Linked DNA regions of Homo sapiens: regions 2, 3, 4, 5, 6 and 7 are each linked to region 1. The links are chromatin loops, found by intact Hi-C in ENCODE. Cell type or tissue: endothelial cell of umbilical vein. All regions are shown on one strand.

Evidence for each region. Hi-C counts contacts between places; a loop is a spot of excess contacts. Peaks named below come from ENCODE experiments on the same cell type or tissue, not always from the same donor. Only the 100,000 strongest peaks of a DNase experiment are listed, where the experiment ranks them.
Region 2: a loop joins it to region 1, with 2.7 times the contacts of the local background. A loop is called at or near these places in 6 of 110 quality-filtered maps.
Region 3: a loop joins it to region 1, with 5 times the contacts of the local background. A loop is called at or near these places in 4 of 110 quality-filtered maps.
Region 4: a loop joins it to region 1, with 6 times the contacts of the local background. A loop is called at or near these places in 85 of 110 quality-filtered maps.
Region 5: a loop joins it to region 1, with 4 times the contacts of the local background. A loop is called at or near these places in 11 of 110 quality-filtered maps.
Region 6: a loop joins it to region 1, with 5 times the contacts of the local background. A loop is called at or near these places in 79 of 110 quality-filtered maps.
Region 7: it touches region 1 in a loop (10-fold over the local background); 38 of 110 quality-filtered maps call a loop at or near these places.

The regions. Positions count from the first base shown.
Region 1 is chr9:21,316,559-21,320,558 of GRCh38, forward strand. All of the region lies in intron 2 of LOC107987053 (a long non-coding RNA gene), which reads left to right. Among named protein-coding and RNA genes, the nearest start is that of IFNA5, 13 kb to the left of the region's middle. In endothelial cell of umbilical vein, a CTCF peak has its summit at 1,899 (motif pointing right); DNase peaks (open chromatin) are centred at 1,603, 1,943 and 2,203; H3K27ac peaks cover 248 bases; H3K27me3 peaks cover 494 bases.
Region 2 is chr9:21,432,557-21,436,556 of GRCh38, forward strand. No RefSeq gene overlaps it. Among named protein-coding and RNA genes, the nearest start is that of IFNA1, 5.9 kb to the right of the region's middle. In endothelial cell of umbilical vein, a CTCF peak has its summit at 2,080 (motif pointing right); a DNase peak (open chromatin) is centred at 2,075; H3K27me3 peaks cover 877 bases.
Region 3 is chr9:21,556,580-21,560,579 of GRCh38, forward strand. MIR31HG (MIR31 host gene) reads right to left here and starts at 3,219. Exons shown (of 3, transcript NR_152879.1): 1 at 2,910-3,219. RefSeq lists an enhancer at 1,994-2,780. In endothelial cell of umbilical vein, no CTCF peak of the experiment used is centred here; DNase peaks (open chromatin) are centred at 502, 2,112, 2,282, 3,452 and 3 weaker places; H3K4me3 peaks cover 2,476 bases; H3K27ac peaks cover 3,862 bases.
Region 4 is chr9:21,787,484-21,791,483 of GRCh38, forward strand. No RefSeq gene overlaps it. Among named protein-coding and RNA genes, the nearest start is that of MTAP, 13 kb to the right of the region's middle. In endothelial cell of umbilical vein, CTCF peaks have their summits at 2,173 (motif pointing left) and 2,376 (motif pointing left); a DNase peak (open chromatin) is centred at 2,298.
Region 5 is chr9:21,250,734-21,254,733 of GRCh38, forward strand. No RefSeq gene overlaps it. Among named protein-coding and RNA genes, the nearest start is that of IFNA14, 13 kb to the left of the region's middle. In endothelial cell of umbilical vein, a CTCF peak has its summit at 2,434 (motif pointing right); a DNase peak (open chromatin) is centred at 2,708; H3K27me3 peaks cover 811 bases.
Region 6 is chr9:21,394,068-21,398,067 of GRCh38, forward strand. No RefSeq gene overlaps it. Among named protein-coding and RNA genes, the nearest start is that of IFNA2, 11 kb to the left of the region's middle. In endothelial cell of umbilical vein, a CTCF peak has its summit at 2,253 (motif pointing left); a DNase peak (open chromatin) is centred at 1,954; H3K4me3 peaks cover 390 bases; H3K27me3 peaks cover 917 bases.
Region 7 is chr9:21,453,826-21,457,825 of GRCh38, forward strand. MIR31HG (MIR31 host gene) reads right to left here. Exons shown (of 3, transcript NR_152879.1): 3 at 443-2,119. It also overlaps the pseudogene IFNWP19. Among named protein-coding and RNA genes, the nearest start is that of IFNA1, 15 kb to the left of the region's middle. In endothelial cell of umbilical vein, a CTCF peak has its summit at 1,683 (motif pointing left); no DNase peak of the experiment used is centred here.

The DNA of each region.
Region 1 (4,000 bases):
GTCTCCATGGGAACACTCTGTGGTTTCAGCATCCACTTTAATCTTCTCTCTGATCAGAATAATCTTAAGTAGTTGATTCAGTGCTCCCATTTGTATTGCTCCATCTCCTGAGGACCTGCCGCTCTTCCAGTCAATGTGTTAAGTATCTCTCTCTTCCTTCCAAGTTCTAAAGCTGCTGCTTGCCTTTTCTTCTTCATGTTTCATAATGTGGGCTCTGCTTTTTTCAACAAATGAGAGTCCTGAGCCTAGTGTAGTCTCTTCCTAGAGGAATCAGAACATAGAAGCACCTGAACAGGGGCACAGATGAACTTCTGCATTCTTTACCAACACGTTGGGTATAATCACGTGGGAAAGATTCTCTCTATTGACTATGTTTTTGTGCCTAGCAGTATTTAACTTCAAGTACTTAACCTTTGCAGTACTGAACTTGCCAGGCAGGGAGAGTCCAGGCATGACCATATTCATTTTGGATCCTTGATCTCACAAAACCTAGCTGTCTCCAGGTGGCACTGTGCCACGACTTCCTGTATCTCCTCCAAGGGATTCAGGGCAGAAACAAGGTTTTATGTGTCCTTCTCCAGGGGCACTGCACAGGCAGGGAACTGTGTGAGGCAGGTTATGACAATGCCCCTTGCTGCCAGCTCAGCCACCACTTCACCTCAGTTCTCCAATACTTTAGAATATATAAAAAATTAACTTCTGAATATGATCAGGGTATAGCCACAGAGATTTTTCAGGGTAAGATGATAATATGCGTACAATTTTTGCCCACTGAAATGACAAGCAACAAAAAGGAAAATCACATTAAAGAAATAAGCAGTATAGAAAATAACCAAGAATTAAAGGAGACTTAATATTTGAAAGTCGTTAAACAATCATACAAACAGAGAAAGGAAGAGAGAGAACCAGGTATATTAAACTTTTTAATATTTTCCCCTGCTCCTAAACTGAGTACCCCACATTCAGTGGTAAAAGAAAGAGACAAGAGACATATTGTGAAATATAACTGAATTTCCCAGTTTCTCTCCTCTCCCATTTCCCAGTTTCTCTCCTCTCCCATTTGAAAAGTGCAATCTGAAGGTTGGGTCTGTAACCTGAGCAAAGAATAAGAAATTCCTCCTAAATTGAAGCCTCTTCCTACTATCTAAGTAATTCTCACACACACTCCTGATTAACTTCTTCAATTACACTATTTGCAGATCACTTTAATACTTCCCAAATTCTACACAAATAGATACCTTCTCTTGATATCATTTGGCAAGAATTGTATCCTCTGATTCCTTTACAAATGTCTTTGCTCTCTTTTACTACTGAGTAAAAAGCACAAGGGATGCAAGTTGACTCATCATTGAAAATAACAGAAAATGTTTTAATTATAAAGTTGGGACATGACCTAAGGAGTGAATGTGTAAAATTAGCAACTTACTGTTAAGAAAGAGCTAATGTACCTTAACCAGGAGATTTTTCTTGATTTCCCTTGTAGTTCTACACCTACATTGGCAGGTTGTACTGATTCCCAGTCTAGCACAAAACATAGAGGGAGGGACAAGTCAAGAGGCTGGAGGCAAGGGACACGTTCTGACCCTTTCTCTCTCCACATAGCTGCCCATTGTTCAAAGAACATGTGCTTCCTGAATCTGGGAGTGTTTTCTCTCTCTGTGATACAAAAGCTAAGAAAATGGGCTTCTTCCAATATTAGGGTTAATTCTTTCCGAGAAAGATGGCCTTTTACAAATGAACGAAAATCTCCTTCAAGGGAACAGAATTCTTTTTCTTATTTTTTATTTTTTTATTTTTATTTTCTTATTATCATACTTTAAGTTTTAGGGTACATGTGCACAACGTGCAGGTTTGTTACATATTCTTTACAGAACAGAAAAGCCTGCCCTCCATAGACTTGGTGCACGTCTTTGCCAGTAGGTGGCTCTCATCCTCTGTAAATATTTCAACGGCCTCCAGAGTAAAATGGATCTTGCATTCTATTTCCTTTTTCCACAGGGATGGTTACATTATTGTAATGGGGATATTCCTTCTTTTCCAAAACTATTCACCAGGAGGGAAGTAAAAAAAAAAAAAAAAAAAAAAACAGGCCAGTGATTTGGATGTTTCTGAAACACCTAGAACTCTCACTCAACTTTTGCTTTCAGCTGATGGCTTTGTACTCTTATGGGAAAATTGACAGCCAGAAATTACAATGGAACAGGAAGCAGCTGTATGAATGGCAGTGCAGGTTAATGGTGAGTGAATGAGGAGAGCACCCTGGGATTTCTACGCTGGGGAGGGAGGAAACTAATGTCATACAGAAATGAAAGAATGGGATCCTCCAGTAAGTAGGGGGGAAGGGAGAGTGTGGCAGCCATCAGAATCAGCAAAGTATTGTGATTTTTCCATGGCTGAAAATCAAGGTAGTCCCATTTCCAATCCCCCTCCCTCCAGAAATATATATATGTATATATATGCTTGTATATACTTAAATTTTATGTAACATAAAATAAGTTTATATACTTATATTAATATACATTACATTTTTAGATTATGTATTTTGTAATTAATATGTGTAAATATAATTATGTATACTTAAGTATATACAGCTTTAAGTATTATATACTTTTACAATCTCATATAATTTAATATATGCTTATTATATTATACTTAACATATTAAAATATATTAAATTTGTATATTATTAAATATATAAGTATACATAATTTAAGCATATGTATTTAAATATACATAAAGAATATATAGGCCTGGCGTGGTGGCTCAGGTCTATAATGCCAGTACTTTGGAAGGCCAAGGCAGGAAGATTGCTTGAGGCCAGGATTTACCAGCCTGGTCAACAGAAGGAGACACCATCTCTACCAAAAAATAAAAAATTAGCCAGGTGTGGTAGTGCACACCTATAGTCTCAGCTATTTGGGAGGCCAAGGTGGGAGGATCACTTGGGCCCAGGAGTTCGAGGATGTAGTGAGGTATGACAGCAGCACTGCAGTCCAGCCTGAACAAAAGAGTGAGACTTTTGTCAAAAAAAAAAGAATATATATTTATATATCTTATATATGTTTTTGTACATTTAAAAATCCATATGTAAATATAATGTGTAAAAATATGTATACATTTATATATTTTAATATATATACTTCAATATATACTTTATATAGAATAACATATATACGATATGTTATATATACACATATACAATATAGCATATAACATATATTGTATGTTATTAAATACATTACAATATTTACTTATTTATTTGTATTTAAATATGTATATATAAATATGTAAGTGTATATTCTGTATATATCTATAGGTAACTTTATATAATACTATATTCAGTTAGTTTCAAATCACCTTTTTTTTTTTAGGGTTGAGTTAGAGAGTTGTAAAGGCTAGGAAAATGGTTTACAAAATATGTTTTACTTGGGCCTAAAAATAATCATCAATGGTGATTTGAAACTAACTGAATCTGAGTAAAGGGATTATTTTATTTATTTATACTATTCACAGAGCAGCCATTTTCTATCGCAACTTGCTGAGACACTGGTTCCCTGGAACAAGCTTCATGGGGGCTGTACAATTTTTCCTCTGTGCAAGGCACTACTCTGACAATGGGAACCTGGGCTCTGCTCCTTCACAGTTTTACAGACAGTCCCCTTTCCTAGAGTTTCAATTTGAGGGACATCAACGTGTTAGACCTCAGGAATGTCAGGGGAGCTGCAATCAAAGCTTCTCTTGTCTGGATTTGGTTAAATGTGGACTATACAGGATTATGTTATTTATTACATTGAAATTAAAGGTAACTATCATTTACCATGTTCAGATTCTCAGCCAGTAATTTGCAAACTTTATTTTATTTCATCTTTGCAGTTTCCTATGTGACAACTATTAAAATTGTCTCAATTTTGCAGAAGAGGAAAGGAAAATCTGATGTTGTTTAAGCTCCCAGGAGCCACAGATGTTGTCACAAAGTGGCAGTTTCTACTGCCTCCCAATT
Region 2 (4,000 bases), 120 kb after region 1:
ATATTATGTATTAGAAAAATAAAAAATACATATTATAATAAAATGCAAGGGAATAAGTAATGTGGACTCAATGAAAGAAACGTCATGTAGCTGGTTTTGCAAAACTGAGGGCAGTTCATTGACCCAGGAGTTGCTCTTCTTGGAGCCTCTAGCAGAAGCTGCCATTTCCCTGCCTTTGTATACCTCAACATTGGCCTTCATTCTTCTTCTTTGCCAGAGCACCTACTCCTCAATTTGGTTGCATTGAATTTTGCTAGCTTACGCTTTGCAATTTTGTCACTAGAAAGTCACTTCCCTCTTTCACTTTCATGACATTTGTACTTACGTTTGTTTTCTGTTTGCTCACAAATAATGTCATGTTTTGCTTTTTAGGAAAGTTCAAATGAGAAACTAAAAATCTGAAATCTTGAAAAGTACAGAGGAAAACTATGTGGCTTATTTGCCTTTTACTTCTTTTTATTTGTGTTACTTCATCATGAATTAGAATGTAATACAGAAAGAGTAAGACAAACTTTGCCCAGTAAGTAAATCATGTGAACAGAAATTATACAAAAATTTAAAATGGAAAACCACAAATGAGTAAAGGAAAGAAGGCTATTTCTCCCTGACATAATAGCCTGGGCCTAACTGCCTTGCATTACCAGGGTGAGACAGAGTAACAAAGAACCCTAAGAGAATCATGCTGAGTGGATGAACAACTGAAAGTCACTAGTTTCTGTCATATTAGTTTCTATGAGAGACAAAATCATCATTGAATCCCCTGTGCCTAGCTCTGAAAGGTCAAATATAACAAGTATTCAATAGTTTTAAGTATTGGATAATAAAAATAAGACTGGAGCAATAAAAGCTATACTTGGCAAAATACAAATTGTTTGCTTACTTGAGTAAAAATTATTGCAATTGAATAATTCTTCCACCTACTTAGACAAAACAAATTTTGCTATCAGTATCTGAGCACTGTGGACACATTTGATACCTGGGGATATGGGGTCAGGACAGGAGGAGGTAACCACTGAGAAGCAGAGTCCTTCACACAAACACTCTAGGGGAAAGGGCAAGGGTCTTAGAGGACTAATTATTTTGGCTCAAGGAAATAGTCCCCTCCTTAGTGAAAGAGTTCAAAAGTTGTCAGCCTGCCTCAGGGAATGAGCTGGGGAGAGCTTGAGTTGAGGACATTGTCACTCTAGAGGAAAGGGTGTTACTGGATGTGATAAAAACTTTGTGAGTGAAGTGATGGTGGGAAAATACAATTATCTTAGAATTTGAATCGCCGTATCCCCATGCACCTGGAAAAGACCAGGATTCTTGCTAGGGATATTGTTGGGAACAAGCCCCCCCAAATCTGGCCATAAACTGGCCCCAAAACTGGCCATAAACAAAATCTCTGCAGCACTGTGACATGTTCATGATGGCCATAACGCCCATGCTGGAAGGTTGTGGGTTTACCAGAATGAGGGCAAGGAACACCTGGCGCACCCAGGGCAGAAAACTGCTTAAAGGGATTCTTAAGCCACAAACAATAACATGAGTGATCTGTGCCTTAAGGACATGCTCCTGCTGCAGTTAACTAGCCCAACCTTTTCCTTTAATTCGGCCTATCCCTTCATTTCCCATAAGGGATACTTTTAGTTAATTTAATATCTATAGAAACAATGCTAATGACTGGCTTGCTGTAAAAATATGTGGATAAATCTCTGTTCCAGGCTCTCAGCTCTGAAGGCTGTGAGACCCCTGATTTCCCACTTCACACCTCTGTATTTCTGTGTGTGTGTCTTTAATTCCTCTAGCGCCCCTGGGTTAGGGTCGCCCTGACCGGGCTGGTCTTGGCAGGATATTATCACAGACTGAGGAGCACTCAGTAAGAACATTATGGGAAGAAAGGGCTATGTCTATAGTAATCCTGACCTGGTGGCCCCAGTGAGGCGTAATCATATGGACCCGCATGAATGTATTTTAGAAGAAAGAGAAACATGATCACAGCTTCTACTGTGAATAAAAGAGTTAACAAAACCCAATTATTTGTTCTAAAGAGCTTATTGTCGCAGATGGTCTGGTAAATTGCCAACCAAATACAGAAACCTATCCGGTAGAGGGCGCCTGATTTCCTATGTAAAGCATGGAGAGTAAAATGTAGCTTAGAATCAGGGCAAAAATTTTGCTCCTGACATAGAAGAGAATATTTATATATGAAAAAAATGTATGTGGGCATTTTTGTGTATGAGTATTCACATTTCTACATACACTTCAGTTTTTTAGGAAAAAAGATATTTCTAATTTAATTAATGAAAATCTGATATCTGATCAAATCCTCATCCCACGCACTCAATATATAATTACCCTGGCTTGCCTTTAGAAAGAATTATGTTCAGGTTAGCAAGGATCCCCCTACCTTTGATGTCTCCTTTTAGTGATTTTCTATCCACTGACCCCCTCATTCTGCTTGTTGGGTATAAACCCCAGGCTGTCTTTGCTGATTTATGAGCTGAGCACCAATGGGTCTCTCTCCCGTATTGATATGGTTTGGGTCAGCATCCCCGCCAAAATCTCACATGGAATTGTAATCTCCAGTGTTGGAGGCGGGGCCTGGTGGGAGGTGATTGGATCATAGGGCGGTTCCTCACGGTTTAACACCATCCCCCTGGTGGTGTCATGGCAAGAGTGAGTTATTCCAAGATCTGGTTGTTTAAAATTGTGCAGCACCTCCCCTGCTTCTCTCCTCCTGCTCCGGTCATGAAGGACATGCCTGCTTCCCCTTAGCCTTCTGTCATGATTGTAAGTGTCCTGAGGCCTCCCCAGCCATGCTTCCTGTAGAGTCTGCAGAATCGTGAGCCAATTAAACCTCTTTTCTTTCTAAATTACCCAGCCTCAGGTTTTTCTGTATAGTAATGCAAGAACTAATGCACCTATCATGATAGTTTTGACACCTGTTGCAATACTTTTAAATAAAGCCTTCCTTACTGTTATACCAAGTGTCAGAATAAATTTTTCTTTACCAGATCCTTAAATTAAGGCAGTACAATCAACACTGCAGCATACTCTGGTGACCTACAACATAAAAGGCATGAACCAGCTGGCAAGTCAGGTGACTCAGGGTCTTTTGTCATCTCAGTCCTCATCCTCTAATGCCATGGACTCTCCTCATTTCTCCAGAAGTGTTTCCATTTCCACACCTTTAATAATTCCTTTACTTTAGTTAACCTTTCCAGGTGTGCTCTCCCTGAGCTCTGAGCCTTAGTTCATTGGTTTAGCTCTGATTTAGTTCATGTCTGTAGCCTGACAATGACTTGTTCTTTCTTAAATTTGTGCTACACAGGTGGAAATCTAAAGTATGGTGCATATTTGATTAAAAGAATAGTACTATGTAGAATTTTAAATGGATAGAAATATATAGGGTTTATGAATACATTTACTGGGGCAAACAACATGTTTTACAAATACACTCATGTTTATGATAGTGTATCCTCAAGAAGACAAAACTAGAATATAACGTATATACTCCTTTACAAGGAGCATAAGTAAAGCGGGGCCCAATTTCATTGTAATGTTGCCATGAGCAAATGGGGCATTACAGTGAAGGAGACAAATGGAAACTGAAGAGAAAGACTCTGTCATTACATAGGCAGGACTCTACTAGGAAAGGATTGACTGGTCTATAAATCAGCTCTGGTTCTTATGGCCCGAAATATTCCCAGAGAGCATGTAAGAGCTAAGACTTCAGAGTTGAATTTTCTGCATCCAAACTGTAGCTCCAAAACTTAATAGCTTCCTGTGCTTTCATTGTTTCTTTTGTAAATGGGGACAATAGTAAAATCTGTCACTGTGTGCCTTGGTCAGTGATATCTCCAGTGAATAAATGGGGTTAGGGACATGGTAGATGTTCAGTAAATACGAAAAACAAAAGTATTCTTTATTGGCTAAGTGAGCATCGATTATGCAAGTGCTAAAAACAGTGTCTGACTGAAAATAAAGACTGTCTAGAGTTTAGATATCTCATTCCTCT
Region 3 (4,000 bases), 240 kb after region 1:
GATAAAGCCATGATTAAGGATTTTCAAATGAGATTTATTTTTTCTGTTGTCTGCTGTATTTTAGTACAACCAATAACTACATCCTGACAAAAAAATTCAATTACATAATAAAGCAGAAACTTCTAGGAAGTCCGAAAGTAAGTTTTGTTCTCAGACTCTTTTTACTCCCCTCCATACTGCAAACCAGCACACATATATACAATCGATTTTTCCCCTTCATCTAGACTCTTACCAAAATTATTTTAATAATTTCCTGGACTGCCTTCTCACATAAGATGTGGATAAAAAAGCCTCAATATCCATAAATACAGCAAGCACTTATATTGTACAAATAAAATAACTGACTTACTTTCTAAACACTTAATTGTATTTAAAAAGATGACATAGTTAAGAAGTCCTCAGTGAAACTACAGTTTATAACACAAAGATCAAATTTCGCTGTTTCTTAGTTAAGATTGACCTACCCTAGATCCAACAAAAGTTGCTGTTTTTTTTCCTCACTTCCATAAAAATTTCTGAATCACTTGGGAGATTATTTCTAAGGAAATAGTTGTGAAACCAAGAAGCTGTTCAAACTTAAGCATCAATTCTTTTGTTAATTCATTTTATGATTAAAAGAACTACCAAAAACATTACTCTCTAAGAATCCTATCATTATATGTATTTTAAAGTGTCTTCAAAAAGCCATTTTATCTTAAAGCTGGATTTCATTCCTCAAATGTTAATAATCTGGGATTGCATCTCTTGCTTTTTTACAGTTAAAATTTGTTTAGAGCCCCCCCGATGTTTATATGCCAAAGCTACCTAGATACACACAATGAAGAAAAACTGTGGCAATTATATGAAAAATATAATGACATCTGTCATTAAATGTCAATGTTTCAAGTAAAACATTTCTTATAAAAACCTGTTACTGAAGAAAAGAACTGTTAAAGTACATGAATTAAAGTATTTTTAATTATCCCAAATACGTACCAACCAAATTTAACTACAGCTTAGTTTTTTAGGCAAACCAAGATGACTATTTTTTTTAATCTGAGAAAAACATGGTATGTAGAAAAATTCTATTTTATTCAGTTCAACACTCTTCACTTGAGGATATGAAATTTATAAGTATGCAATCTCCTTGAAATTGTAAAAATATAATACACAATTTTATACTACCTTCTAATTTTACTTCCTCAAGCATTTGTTGTAGTTTCTAGAATAGCTATCTAGCCATTACACTGTACATAAAAGTGATCCTCCAATTTATTTCCACTTCTAAAAAGATGCTTAAATATAGAATAAAGCATTTCATACCTCCCTTCTCGTTTAAAATTCCAAAAAGGGCCAACAATCCACATTATAGGTTAAACACTTTGTCTCTGTTATACACTTTTCAGAATTTATAAGACTGAAAAATTATAAAATTTCATCCAATGAATAATTCTGTACTTTATTAAAGTCTGGTTTCTCTAAACATTTACCTATCATCTAAGCAATATTAACATGTACAACAAAGTAGTAATATGGTATAAATAGAAAATAAACACTCCAAGCTGATAATTCCATAAGGTCTAATGATTCTATTAAAACAAACACAAATCAAAATTTTCCATTTTAGGGCCCCAAATTCAACTTGAAACATTTTTTATATGATAAGATTAAAGCAGCTGCCCAATTTTCAGGAAGCTCTGTCTCAAGTTAAGGAAAAAAAGAGAAAGGAGGAACTATAGTTCTTTGGGTGACTTAAATCACTGCCTTTTTTACTTTTTTTGCCTTAAAATCAAGATAAAGTTCTCACCTAAAGATTAACCTCTGAAGACAATGAAAAATAACCAGGATTGGACTTTAAAAAACAACTTAAAAGTCAGCCCCCTCATACAAAACTCGACAACAAATAAACCTAGACTTAACTGTCATTTTCAAATCCAATTTTTACCTGAATTGGTAAAAATTTATTTAAAACAAAATGCAAAATACAATATTGTTTCAATTTTGGCCCAGGAGATAAACACTTTAATGCAGAGTTAATAAACTCCAGCGAATAAATAGGATCATTTTCCTAATTTCACTTCAAAGCTGCCAGGATTTCAATAAGGAAGTTCAAAGGCCCGATTCCAGAAACTAGAGGTCCCCGGAAAGTGAGGGGCGTCTGGCCACAGCCTCAGTTCCAAACCAGGTATAGTTCTTGAGCTGTCATTCTTAGTCCTATTACCACTAATACAAGGTCAAAAAAACGGTCCTGTAAGGTGTCAATTAAGGGGTCACTTTTGCCTAAGGTTTCCTTAACTTCTCTCCTAGTGAAGCCGCTCTAAGTGAACATTTCCGCTGTGTTTTTTTTAATGACTGCCATTGTCTCGCTGGAGAATCGGAGGCTCTTTTAGAAGTACTGTTGGAAAATTCAGGATTTTACAAAACATTTTCTCAGCTGTACAGGGCAAAAACAAACTTTAATCCTACTAGCCATGGGTGTAAACCACAAGCCTAATTTCTCTTCTAAGAAGGGAAAGCTTAGTTAAGTTTTAAAGTGACAGTAATTTTAGGTGGTAAAATGAGCTCAACTCAAACATCGCTGTATGAAAGCGCTCTCCGCCAACACGCTCATGGACACACACAACTCCTTCCTCGAGGTTTAGGGACAGAGAGCGAACCTGTGACTTCGGGCCAGGATGACGACCTGAGATTTGGACAAGAGGAGGCGGCGGTTCCGCGAAGAGCCAAGGGCGGCCGGCGCTCCGGGATGCGCCGGACCCCGCGGCGCATCCTCGTTTGGGCGCCAACGGGCGCCGGCGGTCCTCGGACCCGGGTGTCGACTGCCGTGTGCCCACTGCCGTGTGCCCAGGCCCCGAAGCCTCCTCAACTCCTTGAGGGGCGCCTCCCTAGCCAGCTCAGCGCGCAGCGGGACCAAGGCTCTCCCAGCTTACCTGCGGGTCCGAGTAGGAGGACAGAAGCGCCGCCCGGCCTCGCCCAAGCGCACACGAAGGGGCCGCTTCCCGCCCCCCGCACCCCAGACCAGGCGGCTCACGGAACACCGCCTCCCAGCTCTGGCCCGGGACCAGGCGGTCCCCCAGCCGGCTTCGGCGCCGCGGCCGGGGACGCGCGTCTTCCTTCTCCAGGCGCCGGACGTGGAACCTGCGAGCCCCTGGCGGCGCCCCAAGTTATGCACAGGTCGCAGCTGCTCACCAAGCTCCTCCTGGGAGGCCGCCCTGGTCCCCGAGAGGGGCGCGCGGGAGTGGACGTTCCCGCACCTTCGCCCCATCCACACCTGCCGCCGCCGCCGGGGCCGCCAGCGCCGTGGCTCCGCCCCGGCTCCGCCCCTCGCCGCCCCCGGCTCCCGCTCCAGCCGCCGCCGCGACCGCCGCGGAAAGGAGGGGGAGGGAAGAGGCGCCTGGACGGGGCTGCGGGAGCGGCCGTGCTGAGCCTCCTCCCTTGGGCCCGGACGGGACCCAGGTTTCTCCACTGCAACGCAGCTCCCGAGTGACGGAATTTTGTGGGGGAAGCGGCGGCCACTACGCTCGCTTTTGGCACAGTAGCCCTTTGCGGGTGGGAGCTTCTCGCAGTCAGAGCTAAGGGAGAGGGAGTCCACCTGCAAGAGCCAGAGCTCGCCCTTGTACTCTCCGAATGCAAACTTAGCAAATTGAACAGCGGAAGTACTTCCTTGGTCGGACCCCTGCTCTTCTAGGGGTCTTCTAGAAACGTGGCGGCTATCACAGGCCCCGTGGTATAACTGGCATTTGGAAAACGAGGGTGTTTTTCCATCTGGAGTGGCCTCTCTCCTATCCTCAACCCTCCGTGTCCTTCGACGCCTCTCTCAGATGCCATCTCCACCAAGAATTTTTTCCGGGTACCCACCTGCGCCCAGATTTGATTCCGCCCTCTTTGGGACAGCCTGGGTGCTCTGAACCTTTCCACTGCCCCTTCAGGTGTATGAGAGCGCCTTGTGAAATGCATGGGCCATCGTTAGTTATTTTTATTGCAATATGTGGTTTCATATTCAGTACTGTAGTATACAAGC
Region 4 (4,000 bases), 470 kb after region 1:
TTATTTTTTAAAAATACTAGCCATGCACGGTGGCACATGTCTGTAATTCCAGCTACCTGGGAGGTTGACGTAGGAAGGTTCCCAGAGCCCAGGAGTTTGAGGTCCCCCTGGGTAATACAGTGAGACCTTGCCTCTAATAAATAAATAAATAAATAAATAAATAATGAATGAATGAGCGAAACAAACCTCATCTAATTTCCAAATTAACCCTTGGATTCCTGTTTCCAATGCTAGACTCTGACCTATGTCCGCCCGAAAGGCTTCATCTCTCACTCTGCCCCCTTATACTCACACCCTGTGCTCTAACCACATTCCAAGAACGGCAGCTCTTTGAATGTACCACACTGGTTCCTACTTTGGTGCCCTTCAACACATGTTGCCCAGCCCTGCCTTCACTACATGTCCAAAAGCCCTTCCTTGTTCCCTTTTCTTGCCTGCAAATACATATTGCACAGTTCAGCTCAAGGGCCTTTCTTCAAGGCATCCCTCACCCCTACCCAGGCCAAACTCACCATACCCTACCTTGTCACCCCCTATCCCAAAACTGTATATAACGTCCTTATTATATCTATAACATTTGGCTCTTATTTATTTTCTTTACTCCTCCTAAAAGACTCTAAGTTCCCCAAAGGCAGAGACAGTATCTTTTCAATCTCTATTCTCAGCACCTCATGCAGTAGCTAGTATACCATCATCATCATCATCATAATTAACACATTCAGTACTTACCATGTTCCAAGTGCTTTACAAGTATTAACTTGAACTCTCACACAAACCCTGGATAATCACCCTAATTTTACAGATGAAGAAACTGAAGCTGAGTGTCATAAGCTTCAACACCAAATAGTGTAGAGTCAGAGAGTATGGGTCTAGACCTTGCTTCTCTATCATGTTTTCTCCCATATGGCACAGTGGTTTTGTTTTGTTTTGTTTTTTTGTGTGGAAATAAAATTAAACCTAAGGTTCATTTCCTAGTAGTTGATCACTTCAGTATTTCCAATCTCTTTCTTATGTATCTTTCAGTTGCTAATAAAATAGAAAGCTCAGAGATAGTTTTGCCAAGAAGAATTTTATTAAAATACTGCCACTTAAGGACTCTAATCCCACCCAGCCCTCCTGAATTCATCTGGTCTTGATTCAGCCTTGGTGAAAACAGGGTGCAGTCTGACCTACCGATAACCCCATTAAGCAGTTTCTTTTGATGCAAACAGCAATTTAAGCAAATATGCCCTTTTGTTTTCTCTAGAGCTCTTTCTTATCGTAGTAATATCCAAGCTGAGCTTCATGTGGGAAATCAAAGAGCCAAAGACAGGGACTTTTCATTATACACAGAAATCCGACGGAATGCTTTTTATTCCCATTCAAGCAGTTACTACTTATCTGCGTGACTAAGGTATGGAAGATCTAAAAAGAAACTAAGTGCTAGTCTGGCCTCTACTCCTTCACCCAGATGGAAGTTTCACAAGCACGTTTAAAGCTTCGGGTCAAGTGCTGTCACTCTCAAAAACCAGTGGGTCTGCATTTTCCTTTGCACTACAAGTACTCTAACTACAGACATTGTTCCGGTTTTTATCTGATTATAAGTATCCAACTAAAGTAGTTAAATGTTTAGAAAAGGTAAATAACTGATAGTGCATAAGGGAACCTGAAGTACTCTGTTGACACTTAAATTATATAGCCAAGGACAATGGAGGAAATCATTTAGTGCTATTAATCAGTAATCTAACAGTATTGTGTCTGTGTGCAACTGTCTTTCTTTTGGCTAATATCTGTGAATTAATTGGTCATTGAAAAATCTGATAAAGGAATATTCTAAAAGTACACAGTGAAATCCAAATTATTTCTATCAATTACAGCTCACCTTTTCTGAGGCTTAAACTTGACATGTAAAAACATTTTAGTTATCTGTTTCAAAATGAACAATATACCTCTGGTTAAAATTCTACCTTTTAAAAATTAAGGTATTTGAGACCTACAGGGATTAATTCTCTACTTAATATTTACTTTACTTTAGTAGTTTTTCTACAGAAAGTTTGTGAAAGATTTCATCCCCTATATATGTTTCTTTATCCTCCAAAATCTGGTCCTACAACTGTACTCCTTGACCCATAAGGTCAAGTGGTGCCATCTGCTGGTCATAAGAAGTGGTGTCATCTGCTGGTCATTGGTATATAACTATGAGAAAAACCACGTGCACTGTTGTAGAAGCAACTTAAGTAAACTGCAGTAGAGTACACTTACCACTTTAGAATTAACCTTTAAGTTATAACTTCTCTCTTTCCCTTCCCCCTTTCTCTCTCGCACTTTCTCTTATGAAGCCAATATGACTCAAGTTTTAGACTATTTTAAAAGGCAGGTTTGAGAAAAAAAAAAAAGAAAGCAAACTTTTGATGCCCCCTGGTGTTCAGGTTCCTTAGCATTTCTGAACTTCCTCTTTTGCTAAAACTAAAACCATAATAATGTGTTCTTCATTCATTCATTCATTTAGTCATTCACTTATTCATTCATCTAATGAACATAACTATATCATGAACCTATGAATTACACTCTATTTGAGATAACTGGATACCAAATTGTGGCCAACATGACAAGGAAAGAAAAATGAAGAATCTCAAGACAAAATTCAATTGAAATCTGTTTTGAAGTGTCCTTTGAGTTTGTCAGTTCAGTTGTAGCAAATCTGTGATGGCTGCCCTTATAAGTAACCTGAGGAAGAGAGGAAAAGAGGGTAGAAGGTGAAGGGAAGAGAGGGGAGGAGGGAGAGGATGGGCTGGATCAGTGAACATAATATAATCCACTCATGACACACAGAACAGACAACTTGTTGCTTCCTCTTTAAGTGCATTATAAACTAACACTTTTTTTTTTTTTTTTGAGATGGAGTTTTGCTCTTGTTGCCCAGGCTGGAATGCAATGGCCCAATTTCAGCTCACTGCAACCTCCGCCTCCCGTGTTCAAGCGATTCTACTGCCTCAGCCCCCCAAGTAGCTGCGATTACGGGCATGCGCCACCATGCCCAGCTAATTTTTGTATTTTTTAGTAGAGACGGGGTTTCTCCATGTTGGTCAGGCTGGTCTCGAGCTCCCAACCTCAGGTGATCCACCTGCCTCGGCCTCCCAAAGTGCTGGGATTACAGGCGGAAGCCACCGTGCCCGGCCGACACTTTTAAATAAAGAGATAAATGAGCTTGATGGGAATATATTACTTTACGAGCAAGATTTGTGTCTAATGCTTTAACTTAATTGTGGCAATTATTGTCAGATGGTCTAGGAAAAAATTGTGTATCTGGTACATGACTTTTGGGGAGCTCTAGGAAGCCCTCAGCAACATCATATTTCCCTTTGCACACCTCTGCTCCAGAGATATTTTCACAGTTGGATAAGATGCTTCTTAGATGATCACCAATACTCCATGCCTACTCATCAGTCCAGCCACTTGAAACAATCACCAGTACAACAGGACCGCCATATCTCCATGATATGAAATGAAGAGCTCATCCACGTGCCAGGAAGGTGGTGCACCCCAGCTGAATGGGAACAGAAGTTCCTGTGCTCAGGACCCTTCTAGACTTCACTTTATGTATCTTTTTATCTGGATATTTATTCATATCCTTTCAAATACCCTTCATAATAAATCAGTAAACGTGTTTCCCTGAGTTCTGTGAGCCACTCCAGCAAATTAATCGAACCCAAAGGTGGGGGGAGGAGGTTCACGGGAACCCCAATTTGAAGCCAGTCAGTCCGAAGTTCCAGAAGCCTGGACTTGCAACCGGGGGGAAGGAGGGGATGGGCTTGTGGGAGTAAGCTCCTAACCTGTGGGATCTGATGATTTATCTGGGTAGATAGTTGGAATTAAATTAGAGGACACCCAGCTGGGTCCTCCTGCAGAATTGACTGCTTGCTTGCTGGAGGGGGAAAATAAACACATATTTTTGGATCACAGAAGTCTCCTGTGTTGATTGTTATGGTGTGAGAGCACAGGAAAAATGGTTTGAGAGTTT
Region 5 (4,000 bases), 66 kb before region 1:
CTTCAGCCAGGTGCAGTGCCTCACGCCTGTAATTCCAGCACTTTGGGAGGCCGAGGCAGGTGGATCACGAGGTCAGGAGATCAAGATCTTCATGGCCAATATGGTGAAACCCTGTCTCTACTAAAAATACAAAAATTAGCTGGGTGTGGTGGTGCATGCTTGTAATCCCACTTACTCGGGAGGCTGAGGCAGGAGAATCGCTTGAACCTGGGAGGAGGAGATTGCAGTGAGCTGAGATCGCACGACTGCACTCCAGCCTGGTGACAGAGCAAGACTCCATCTCAAACAAACAAACAAAAAACAAACAAAAGAATACAAAAAAAAGAGAAGAAGTTGTGATTCTTCAATACATGCATTATTGATATCTGTCCTGCTGGGAAGTCTCTGGCCCAATTGAAATGTACTCAAATACCTGCTGTGTCCCTTCTGTTCAGGCATTGTTTCATTTTTTACTGCCTTTAAGGAGGCTGCATTATGACTAGAATTTAAGAGATGCCTTGAATTGCATTGGCCCCATAAATAAGTTTGCCTGTAGTGTGAGAACTTGATGGGTACTAGGGAGGAAACAGGAGTTTGCAGCTGACACTGAAGTAACCCTGTCCCTTCCAATACTCTACAGGCTGCTGTAGTATCAGTGTCACCCATGCAGGGGACAGTGTTGGCCATGTCTCCACGGGAGCACTGTATGCTCTCAGCATCCACTTCAATCTTCTCTCCCTCTGATTTGAATATTCTGAACAGTTGACTCAGTGCTTCCATTGCTACTCCATTTTCTGAGGACCTTCCAGTCTTCTCTCCTCCTTCCAAATTCTAAAGCTGCTGCTGGCTCTGTCTTCATGTTTCATAATGTGGGCTTTGCTTTTTTCAACAAATGAGAGTCCTGAGCCTGGTGGAGTCTCTTCCTAGCGGAATCAGAATGTTGGAAGTCCCTAAAAAGAGGCACAAATGAGCTCCTGTATTCTTTACCCGCTCATTGGGTGTAGTGTTGTGGGCAGGACTCTCTCTATTTACTGTGTTTCTGTTCCCAGCAAAACATCCTTGACCTCTGCAGTGCTGAGCTTGCCAGGTAAGGGAAATCTAGGGGTGGTTACATTCTTTGGCCTCGTGAGCTCACAAAGCCCCGTTGTCTCCAGGTGGTACTGTATCATGATCTCTTGTATCTGTTCCAATGGAGTCAGGGCAGGGACTAAGCTTCCATGTGTTCCTCACCAGAGGAACTGTCCAGGGACTTGTATGAGGCAGGCTATAATAGGGCTCCTCTCTGCCAGCTCTGCCACTTCCTTTCATTGGGTCTCCAATACTTTAGAATATATAAAAAATTAACTTCTCGATATGTTCAGGATATAGTTACAGACATTTTTCAGGATAAGGTGACAATATGCAGCCACATCATACAATTTTTGCCCACTGAAATGATAAGCAACAAAAAACAAAAATAACATTAAAGAAATAAGAAGCTTAAAAGTAGTCAGGAATAAAAGGGTTTTTAATATATGAAAGGTGTTAAACCATCAAAGAGACAGAGGAGAGAGAACCAGGTATATTCAAAAGTGTTAATGTTTTCTTTCTGATCCTAAACTGGGCCCCCCACACTCAGTAGCTAATGAAAGAGAGGCAAAGAACAAATATATTGTAAAATATAACTTTGAATTTCCCAATTTCTCTCCTCTTCCATTTCAAAAGAGCCATATAAAGGTTGGGTCTGTAACTTGAGCAAAGAATTGAGAAATCTGTCCTAAGTTGAAGCCTCTTCCTACTAACCTAGCAATTCACACATGCTTCCTGGTTAACTTCTTCAAATACACCATTTCACAGATCACTTTAATGTTTCCCCAATTCTACCCAAATTGATACTTCTACTGGGTATCATTTGGCAAGAATTGTATCTTCTGATCCCTTTACAGATCTCTGTTCTCTCTCTTACTACTGAGTGAAAATAGAAGGGATGCAAGTTGAGTCATTATTGAAAATAACAGAGAATGTTCTCCTTATTATGAATGTAAGTGACATGATCTAAGGAATGAATTTGTAAAATTAGCAACTTACTATTAAGAAAGAGCTAATGTACCTTCAAACAGGAGATTTTAATGGATGTCCATTACAGTTCTACACCCACATTGGCAGGCTGTACTGAATCCTAGTGCAGCTCAATACATAAAGGAGGGATGAGTCAGGGGGCTGAAGTCAAGGGACACATTCTTACCCTTTCTCTCTCTACATAGCTGTCCACTGCCCAAAGGACATGTCCTGCTTGAAGCTGGGAGTACTTTCCTTCTCTATGATAAAAAAAATGAAGGAAATGGGCTTCTTCCAATATAAGGTTCAGCTCTTTCTGAGAAAGAGTCCTTTTTACCTATGAAGAAAATTCTGCAAAGGGACAGAATTCTTTATAGAAAAGAAAAGCTGACTCTCCACAGAGTTGGTGTATGTCTTTGTCATCATGGCCAGTAGGTGGCTGTCATCCTCTGTAAATAACTGAACAGCCTCCAGAGTAGAATAAATCTTGACATTTCCTTTTTCTTTAGAGAAAGTTACATCATTTTAACAAAAGTATTCATTCATTTCCAAAATTTTTCACCAGGAGGGAAAAAAAAAGACCTCTGATATGGATGTTTATGAAAAACCTAGAACTCTCACTTAACTTTTGCTTTTATTTGATGACTTTGTGCTCTTAGGGGAAAACTGACAGCCAAAAACCACAAGGGAACAGGAAGCAGCTGTACGAGTGGCAGTGCGGGTTGCTGGTGAGTGAATGAGGACAGCACGCTGGGATTTCTACACTGGAGAGGGAGGAAGCTATTGTGAGATGGGAGTGAAAGAATTGAATCCTGTAAGCAGAGAGGAAGGGAGAGTGTGGCAGGCATCAGAATCAGCAAAGAATGCTATAAATATAGATAGCTATAAAGCCCATGCTATTTATATATTATATAATATATAGTATCTGAAACAAGTATCAGTCTCTTAGACTGATATTCAATCTCCCAGACTTATATATAGTTAGTCTAGGAGGAGACTATATATATATATATATATATATATATATACACATACACACATCAGGCTACATTTCCCACTACCATTATCAAGAACTGCCAAAAAATGTATAGAGTACCAATTTACAGATATATTTATAATACATTAGTCTACGAGACTAATTCCTTTATCAGATATTTACAAGCTGTCACATTCTTATTGAATAAAAAATCAGTCAGACTTATCTTTAATGTCAAGTGTATCTAATATTCATACTTCTCTAAGACTGTCTTCAATTCTCTTTTTAGGCTCTCAGCATTTTCCAATCAGTTATAGAGAGGGATGGGAGAGTTGACTATTCTCAGATAGATCTATATGAATGAATGAGGAAATATCCATCATCTGTTAAGCCGTGACTCAGTGGAAGATAATCTGTTAAGTTCTTTTACATGTTTTAGTTTGTTTGATATTCACAACTCCTCTAGAAATCTTTCTACCTTACTTTACATCTTTAAAATTTGAGGCTCAGAGGAGTTAAGTAAGTTACCCAGGATCACAGACATGTCCTGGCAAAATATAGATTCAATGCAGAATCTTAAATTCCATGTTACAAGTAATTACTTAAGTTTTATATTTTGAAATTCAGATACAAATTAATCAAAAAATTGCACACTATTTTGCTTTCTGTTTTTTAGTCATAGCTGCTATTTTAGTATTATTTTTGACTGATTTCCATCCAAGTTTGCTCCGTACTTCAGATATTGGGGATGAGAAATGTTCTGATCTAGTTTCACTTTTCTATCTTATGGAGATTCCAAGACTGTTATATTCGTTACAAATTGATTATTTATTACTCCCTAAGAGTTTATAATTTTTATGAAATATCACCATACCTATAGTTTAATCTAATGTCACCATACCTATAGTTTAATATCACCATACCTGTAGTTTAATAACACCATACCTATAATTTAATCAGGATTAAAGGACACAGTGGAGAGGAATAACTCTTGGCATTTCTATCTCT
Region 6 (4,000 bases), 78 kb after region 1:
AATCCTCCTGCCTCTTACCTCAGCCTCCTGATTAGCTGGGGTTACAGGCATGTGATAGCACATCTGGCTCTGTTATTTTCATGGTAAAAAAATACCACAATATGTGTAATTATATATATTTGTCTGCTATGGTATATAGATTTGTCTGCTATGGCTGTGTCCCATTTGGCCCTCTAAAAAGTTGTTCATGCTTGTCCTCTAAAAAAGACAAGATTCAGCTTTTTGAGAATCTGTTCCATTATGGCTAAATGTTTTCAAAAAACTGGTTTTGTAAAAATGTTCTAATGAAGAGTTGATTCATTGTGACATCCTCTTTTATTCCAAAGAATCCTTTTAAAATTTTCCATGCATACGTTTTATCAGTAATACAATGTAATCAAATATTAGCACCTCAAAAATATATTCAAAGACTTGTAAAACTCAAACAAAACTTGTGACCATGAAGTTTTGATGTTTCATCATGTTTCCTAAAATAGAAAGTTTACAAAATCTTTCAATCTCCTAAGTTACTAGATGATGCTTACAGAAGCAATAAAATCAGAGAAACAAAAATGTTAGAAAATTCTTGCAGGTGATTTTCAATATTGTTTTATTTTGTGCAAAAAATAATTAACCTTTTAGAAGGTCCCAGAGTATTAGAAGCCCAAACTCTGGAATATTCTCAATTTTAGTTGAGCTTTTCAGTTATTATAATATTGGTATAGCTACTCATATAATTAGTAATACAAAAGATTCTGAGTCTTATTTGTAAATAAAGTTCAAAATAAGTCATATGTTATAGGTAATCATGTTAGATATAAACCACTATTGAAAAAGAATATAAAAACAAAATACTTTATTTTTTGATTATACAATATATATAGTCCATTATGTTCACATTTAGAATGATGTTAACAATTGTTTTGACATTTTTAAAATGAAAAACTTCAATATATCTAGTTCATGAAATTGTTAATAAACTAGAAAATGATATGGACATAAAAATGACATTAGCCAAGTATATGATAATGAGGCAATGGTGGCAGGTGTACACAAAGGCATAAAAGCCATTATTTCCCACCCAAAATGATTATGTCACATTTGTGCCTTACTCAGCTCATAATCTTATGTAAAAATCTGCATTTGTGAATTAAGATAACTTTTTAAAAGTATTGTACAAAGGGTATATCTACATTTTTGAATTCAACTAGCAGATGGGAAATTATCATGTCTGTATTAACCACTACATTAAAAACACTTAAGGATATCTAGGGCATAAAAATAAAAATCGATGTATTGGCACTTAAGATATGTATTAAGCAGTAAATGATACCAAATGCAAACCTGCATTATGCTGAAATGGAAAGCATCTTAATGCAAAGAGATTACACATTTTTATGCAACTTATCTATGTGGGATGACATTTTGAACCAAGTGGAAAATGTTAATAAAATTCTCCAATGAAAACCATGACTATACAGCATATAAAGCTGAATGCTTCATAGAAAGCCCTTGCTTAAAACAACTAGGATTTAAAAGTTCCTATAAGTGGAAATTAAGGAAGACAGTTATTGGTTCATGAGATATTGCCAAACATGGTAATGTTCTTAATTGAAAATGAGTAAGCAGAAAAGTAATTTTGAAAATATTCTGATGTTTGCCTACATTAAAATCAGAAACTTACAAAAAAAAAAAAAAAAGTCTGGTCTTGGCATATTTAAACTTAAAATAATGTGTTTTAATAGTTTTCAGTTTTTTCAACTACTTTGTTGTAGGAAAAAATAACCATTAAAACTTAATAAAATCACCTACATTGGGGCACACATTTTCCTTTTCCCCCGGGGTGCCCTGTCCACTGAAAGGTGGACAGCACTTTGTAAGCTCGCTTCCTGATTGTTCATGATTTTCCCCTTTCTCCGAATTCGGGTCTTTCTCCGCAGAAATGGCCCTGAATCTCTAACACTGACTACGGCACGATCTGATTTTGAGCCGTCAGTCCCCTCAATACACTGGCACATTGGTAAAACGGTCTCGCTAAAATGTTCCATGAGAAAAATGTCTCGGGGGAGGCGGCGGTAGAGCTCTCCCTCTGTAGTCAGAGCCGTGAAAGGCGGCGTTTACTCGCTGCTCACGAGGCCTGCGGACCCTAATCCCCAAGCGCCCGGGCCTCCACTCTGCGGACCCCAAGCGCGGGTCTCCTTGAGGAAGGGGCGACCGCGGGTTAGGGTCGCTGGTGGGTCCGTTACCGCTGGTCCGGCGCCCTCTGTCGGCTGTTTGTAACAGCAAAGGCAGCTTTGTGCGCTGTTAGCAGTGGTCGCGTGCTCAGTGTCACTGCTGTGCTGGTGATTGAAATTCTCCGTGTCCTGATCTCTGCTGATGCCACTCCTCACCTGCTCTGCTCTCCTCCATCCTTCACATTTCACTCATCAGCATATGTCATCTTCTATTTTCCCAATCATTTCCCATAGTCATGTAAATTGGAAGCATAAGTATCCTCTCCTTTCCACCCACAAGAGCCACTAGCTCTGTTTTCTACAGGAGTCACTGAAATAATTGTAAGAAACTCACTCTCTGGTCCAGAGGTCATAAGTCTCACAGGTCTTGTCTCCCACGCACCTCGTGAACTTACGGTGAGAATTAACTGAGCAACATATAGAGCCACCTGGGCCATAGTAAATATGGTTATTTTATACCAATAATTATGATGATTATTAACTTTGTTGATTACGCTTTAGACTCTCAGAGATAATTACCAACTGTTAATTTCATTTTGCCAACTATATAAAATGGTCAAGATATTTCCTTGTCATTTTGTCAACACATCTACATATTTGTAGGTGAGGCACACATTGGTGAAAGTATCTGATAATTTGTAATCAATTTGAGAATTGTAGACCATAAAGGAACATCAGTGTATTATAAGTAAAGTGGAAGGCTTTCTAGAAAATAAGTGATGATTCAGTACATGCAGTTTGCACAGACACGTAATGCTGTGGGTGAGGAGGTGGAGTTTGGAGTCTGACAAAATCTAGGTTTTGAAACCTAGATTTGCCTTTTATTTACTAGATTGTTTTAGTTACATACACTCCGTTAGCATGCAGTTTTTTGGTAAATGAGATTATAGTGAGGGGATTAAATGAGTCCCTCAGAGAGGGGAAAATAATTTGTAGTTGCTATCATCATCATCACCATTTTTGATAAAGACTGAAAGAAGCCTGTGTGATTTGTCTGTCAGGCCCTTGGTGGTCATGATCAGAGCAACATTGAAACATTTAATTAGTAATCAATTCAGGATTAATGTGCCATAAGAAAATATAGGCAGCAGCAAGGAATGTGTTCTTTATTCTCAAACAAATGTAGAGAATAAAAACTATTTTAATGAAACCTTGCCATATAACCATGATAACCTGAGGTCTCTTCGTCATGAAATCATTCATGTAGCACCTGTAATACATTGGTTAGATTGTGACCCAATATTTCAAGTTTAAATCATATATGACAGACAAAATTATCAAGTATAATTATTAACCCTTTCTCTAAAAAGAGGATCTCATATCTATACTCACAAGTAAAATCACAGATATTGAATCAAGGAGAGGAGAGAAATGATGGCCTGAAGTTGGCCCCATTTAAGAAAGGCACACGGGTATGAATGAGAGAAAGAAACCCACAAGAAGTAGAAGGAGGCTACAAGAAAGAATATGCAGGTGTTTGGGGAAAAAAACCACATTTGCTCAGAAGGAGCTACCATGATAAGAGTGACTCATGGAGTGAATGGTTAAAGAACATTTAATTTTTATTTCTAGCTAAGTTGTCCAGGTCTAGCTAAGTTGCCCAGGCTGGAGTGCAGTGGCATGATCACAGTCCATGGCAGGCTTGAACTCCTGGGCTCAAGCTATCCTCCTGCCTTTTTCAAAAAACATAAGTAAAACTGAATTAGTTCCAGCTAGTAAAACTGCCAAAGTGTTTGGTGCATCTTCTTCATAGCCCTAGAAAGGGTTCCTACCGATTACTTACTCTA
Region 7 (4,000 bases), 140 kb after region 1:
TGGGGCTCACTGCCCTGCACCGTCAAAGTTTCATGTAGACAGAGATGTAAGAAACTTCAACAGATCACACTGAACTAGTGAACAACTGAGGGTCGCCAGTTTCTGTAATATGAGCCTCTAAAGAGAGGCAGCAGCATCTTTGACTCTCCTGTGCATAGCTCATAAATTTTAAGCATAAAAACTGTTAATAGTTTAAAAGAATTAAAGATAGCAAAAGAGTTAAAGAAAGAATAAAAGCTGTACTTGGTGAAATAAAAATTATTTAACTACTGAAGATAAAATGATTACAATTGGATAATTCCTTTACCTACTTAGACAAAACAAACCTTTGTTATCAGCGTTCTAGGGCTGTTGAGACTTTGATACCTAGGGCATGGGTCAGAAGAAGAGGAGGTCACCACTGACAGCATATACTCCTTCACCCAAATATTCTAGGAGCAAGGACAAAGGTCACAAAGGATTTATTGTTTTGGCAACAAAGAAGCAAGAACCTCCCTGGAAAAGGAGTTCTAAAGTCATCAGGATGTGGTGAGCCTGCATTTAGGGAGTGACTTGATGTGATAAATACCTTGTGAATCATCACTGCTGAGGAAATAACATTATTTTAAGATTAAAATTTCCACACCCATATGCATCTTAAAAAAGAAAAAAAAACAAACCAACAGAATTTCTTTTAGGGGTATTGGCGCAGCCTGAGGAGTGCTATATTTCTCCAGTAAGAAAATAATGCAAAAAAGGCAATGTTCATTGATCTAAGCTTGAGCCCCCAGGGAAGCATAACCACATGAACCTGAATGAATATATTCTAGAAGGAGGGAAGCACCAGAGAAGTTCTTTCACTAATAACCATCAACGTCTTCTGTGAATCAAATATCAAACAAAGATAGTCCTAAAAAGTTTAATTTCCAGAGATAGGTAATTTCCTAACTGAATACAGAAACCCATAGGGCCCAGGGATCCTGATTTCCTATGCAAAATGGAGGGTAAAACTGGAGGCTAGGATCTGGGCTAAAAGTATATACTTCTAACAGTAGCACAAAGATGTTTCTCATCTGATTGATCAATATTCATTTGGATTGATATATCTTAAGTTTACTGGGAATATTGAACATCCATTGCAAAAATCAAGAGTGTAGAGTGATGACCTCCTTTTAGGTCATATAGAACAAGGTTTTTCAACCCCCATCCATGGACCGGGGTACTGGTCCTGGCCTGGTAGGAACAGGGCCGCACAGCAGGAGGCAAGCAGGCCAACCAACAAGCATTAACGCCTGAGCTCTGCCTCCTGTCAGATCAGCAGTGGCATTGGATTCTCAAAAGAGCAGGAACCCTATTGTGAAGTGCAGATGCGAAGGATCTAGGTTGTGGTCTCCTAATGAGAATCTAATGCCTCTGAAAGCATTCCCTCCCTGACCCCATTTTTCGTGGAAAAATTATCTTCCACCAAACTGGTGGCCAAAAGGTTGTGGATGCTGATATAGAAGACATGTAAATGAAAACAATAAATGGAATTAAAAATTTAGAGAAATGCTCAGAAAAATGAAAACTATTTGTGCTCCATTAAAGCCATGCATAGATAGAATGTCTTCATAGAACCTAGGATCCAAGGTTCTATGAAGACCTCAGCTCAACCAGGCCAAAAGCATCCTGATTTCTCAATGGCCCTCCTCTTCCCTCTACTGGCAGCCCTAGAGGTGTGCAGCTGTGGCTCTTCTGGATCTCTAGGATATAACCTGCCTCAGAACCATGGCCTGCTAGGCAGGAACACCTTGGTGCTTTTGGGCCAAATGAGGAGAATCTCTCCCTTCTTGTGTCTAAAGGACAGAAGTGACTTCAGATTCCCCCAGGAGAAGGTGGAAGTCAGCCAGTTGCAGAAGGCCCAGGCTATGTCTTTCCTCTATGATGTGTTACAGCAGGTCTTCAACTTCTCACACAAAGCGCTCCTCTGCTGCATGGAACATGACCTTCCTGGACCAACTCCACACTTTACGTCATCAGCAGCTGGAACACCTGGAGACCTGCTTGGTGCAGGAGATGGGAGAAGGAGAAGCTGGGGGCAGTGGGTGATTGAGGGCTCTACACTGGCCTTGAGGAGGTATTTCCAGGAATCCATCTCTACCTGAAAGAGAAGAAATAAAGATTGTGCCTGGGAAGTTGTCAGAGTGGAAATCATGAGATCCTTTTCATCCACAAGTTTGCAAGAAAGATTGAGAAGTAAGGATGAAGACCTGGGCTCATCATGAAATGATTCTCATTGACTAATCTGCCATATCACACTTGTACATGTGACTTTGGATATTCAAAAAGCTCATTTCTGTTTCATCAGAAATTATTGAATTAGTTTTAGCAAATACTTTATTAATAGCATAAAGCAAGTTTATGTCAAAAACATTCAGCTCCTGGGGCATCCGTAACTCAGAGATAACTGCCCTGATGCTGTTTATTTATCTTCCTTCTTTTTTTTCATGCCTTGTATTTATGATATTTATATATTTTATATTTTCATCTTCACATCGTATTAAAATTTATAAAACATTCACTTTTTCATATTAAGTTTGCATTTTGTTTTATTAAATTCATATCAAAGAAAACTCTGTAAATGTTTCTATTCTAAAAACAATGTCTACTTTCTCTTTTTGTAAACCAAATTGAAAATATGGTAAAATGTATTAACTCATTCATTTCATTCCTATTATATGTATAAATTGAGTAAATGGCAAACTGTGGGGTTTTCTTAAAGAAATACAGGTGAATAAAGCAAACACAGTTTCTCTCAGTCTAAGAGGGAAAGAGACGTAAAAACAGGACAAATATTTATATTATTTCAATTATGTTAAATGCTACAAAGAGAAGTAAAGAAAAGTGATGTTCTCACATCAGAAGCTTTAGGTATAAATGGTGCTTGGAAGGAAAAAATATTAGATATCCTTCCTAAGGTGCATGGGAGATATGTAAGTACACGTCTTATTGGCAGGTGGGAATTATGTGTCTAGAATGCCATGGGGGAAGGTGTTAATTTGGGGTTCTTTATTTTATGTCTGATTATCGGGGTACGGGAATGGATGTAGTCACATAAATAGAGGGGAGAATGTGATGAGGACATAAACTTTATCCTGCAGACCCTCAGCAGTTAAAGGAAGGGCTGAAGAGTAGAGTCTGCAAAACGCCCTGAGGCTGATAGCCAGTGCAGTTAGAAGACAAAATAGGGAAGAATCAGGGAAAGACTAATCAGGAAAGGATGGTGGTACTTTCAGGGAAGGAAGACCAAACTATCCTAGTGAATCTGAAAACAGAAGTCACTGGTGACCTTGACCAATGATGGAATATATGGTTTAGTAGAATTAATGGAACAGAATTAATGGAACATTCCTTCTGAAACTATTCCAATCAATAGAAAAAGAGGGAATCCCCCCTAACTCATTTTATGAGGCCAGCATCATCCTGATACTAAAGCCTGGCAGAGACGCAACAAGAAGAGAATTTTAGACCAATATCCCTGATGAACATCGATGCAAAAATCCTCAATAAAATACTGGCAAACTGAATCCAGCAGCACATCAAAAAGCTTATCCACCAAGATCAAGTTGGCTTCACCCCTGGGATGCAAGGCTGGTTCAACATATGCAAATCAATAAACGTAATCCATCACATAAACAGAACCAAAGACAAAACCACATGATTATCTCAATAAATGCAGAAAAGGCCTTCGACAAAATTCAACAGGCTTTCATGTGAAAAACTCTCAATAAACTAGCTATTGATGGAACGTATCTCAAAATAATAAGAGCTATTTATGACAAACCCACAGCCAATATCTTACTGAATGGGCAAAAACTGGAAGCATTCCCTGTGAAAACTGGCACAAGACAGGGATGCCCTCTCTCACCACTCCTATCAACACAGTATTGGAAGTTCTGGCCAGGGAAATCAGGCAAAAGAAAGAAATAAAGGGTATTCAATAAGGAAAAGAGGAAGTCGAATTGTCCCTGTTTGCAGATGA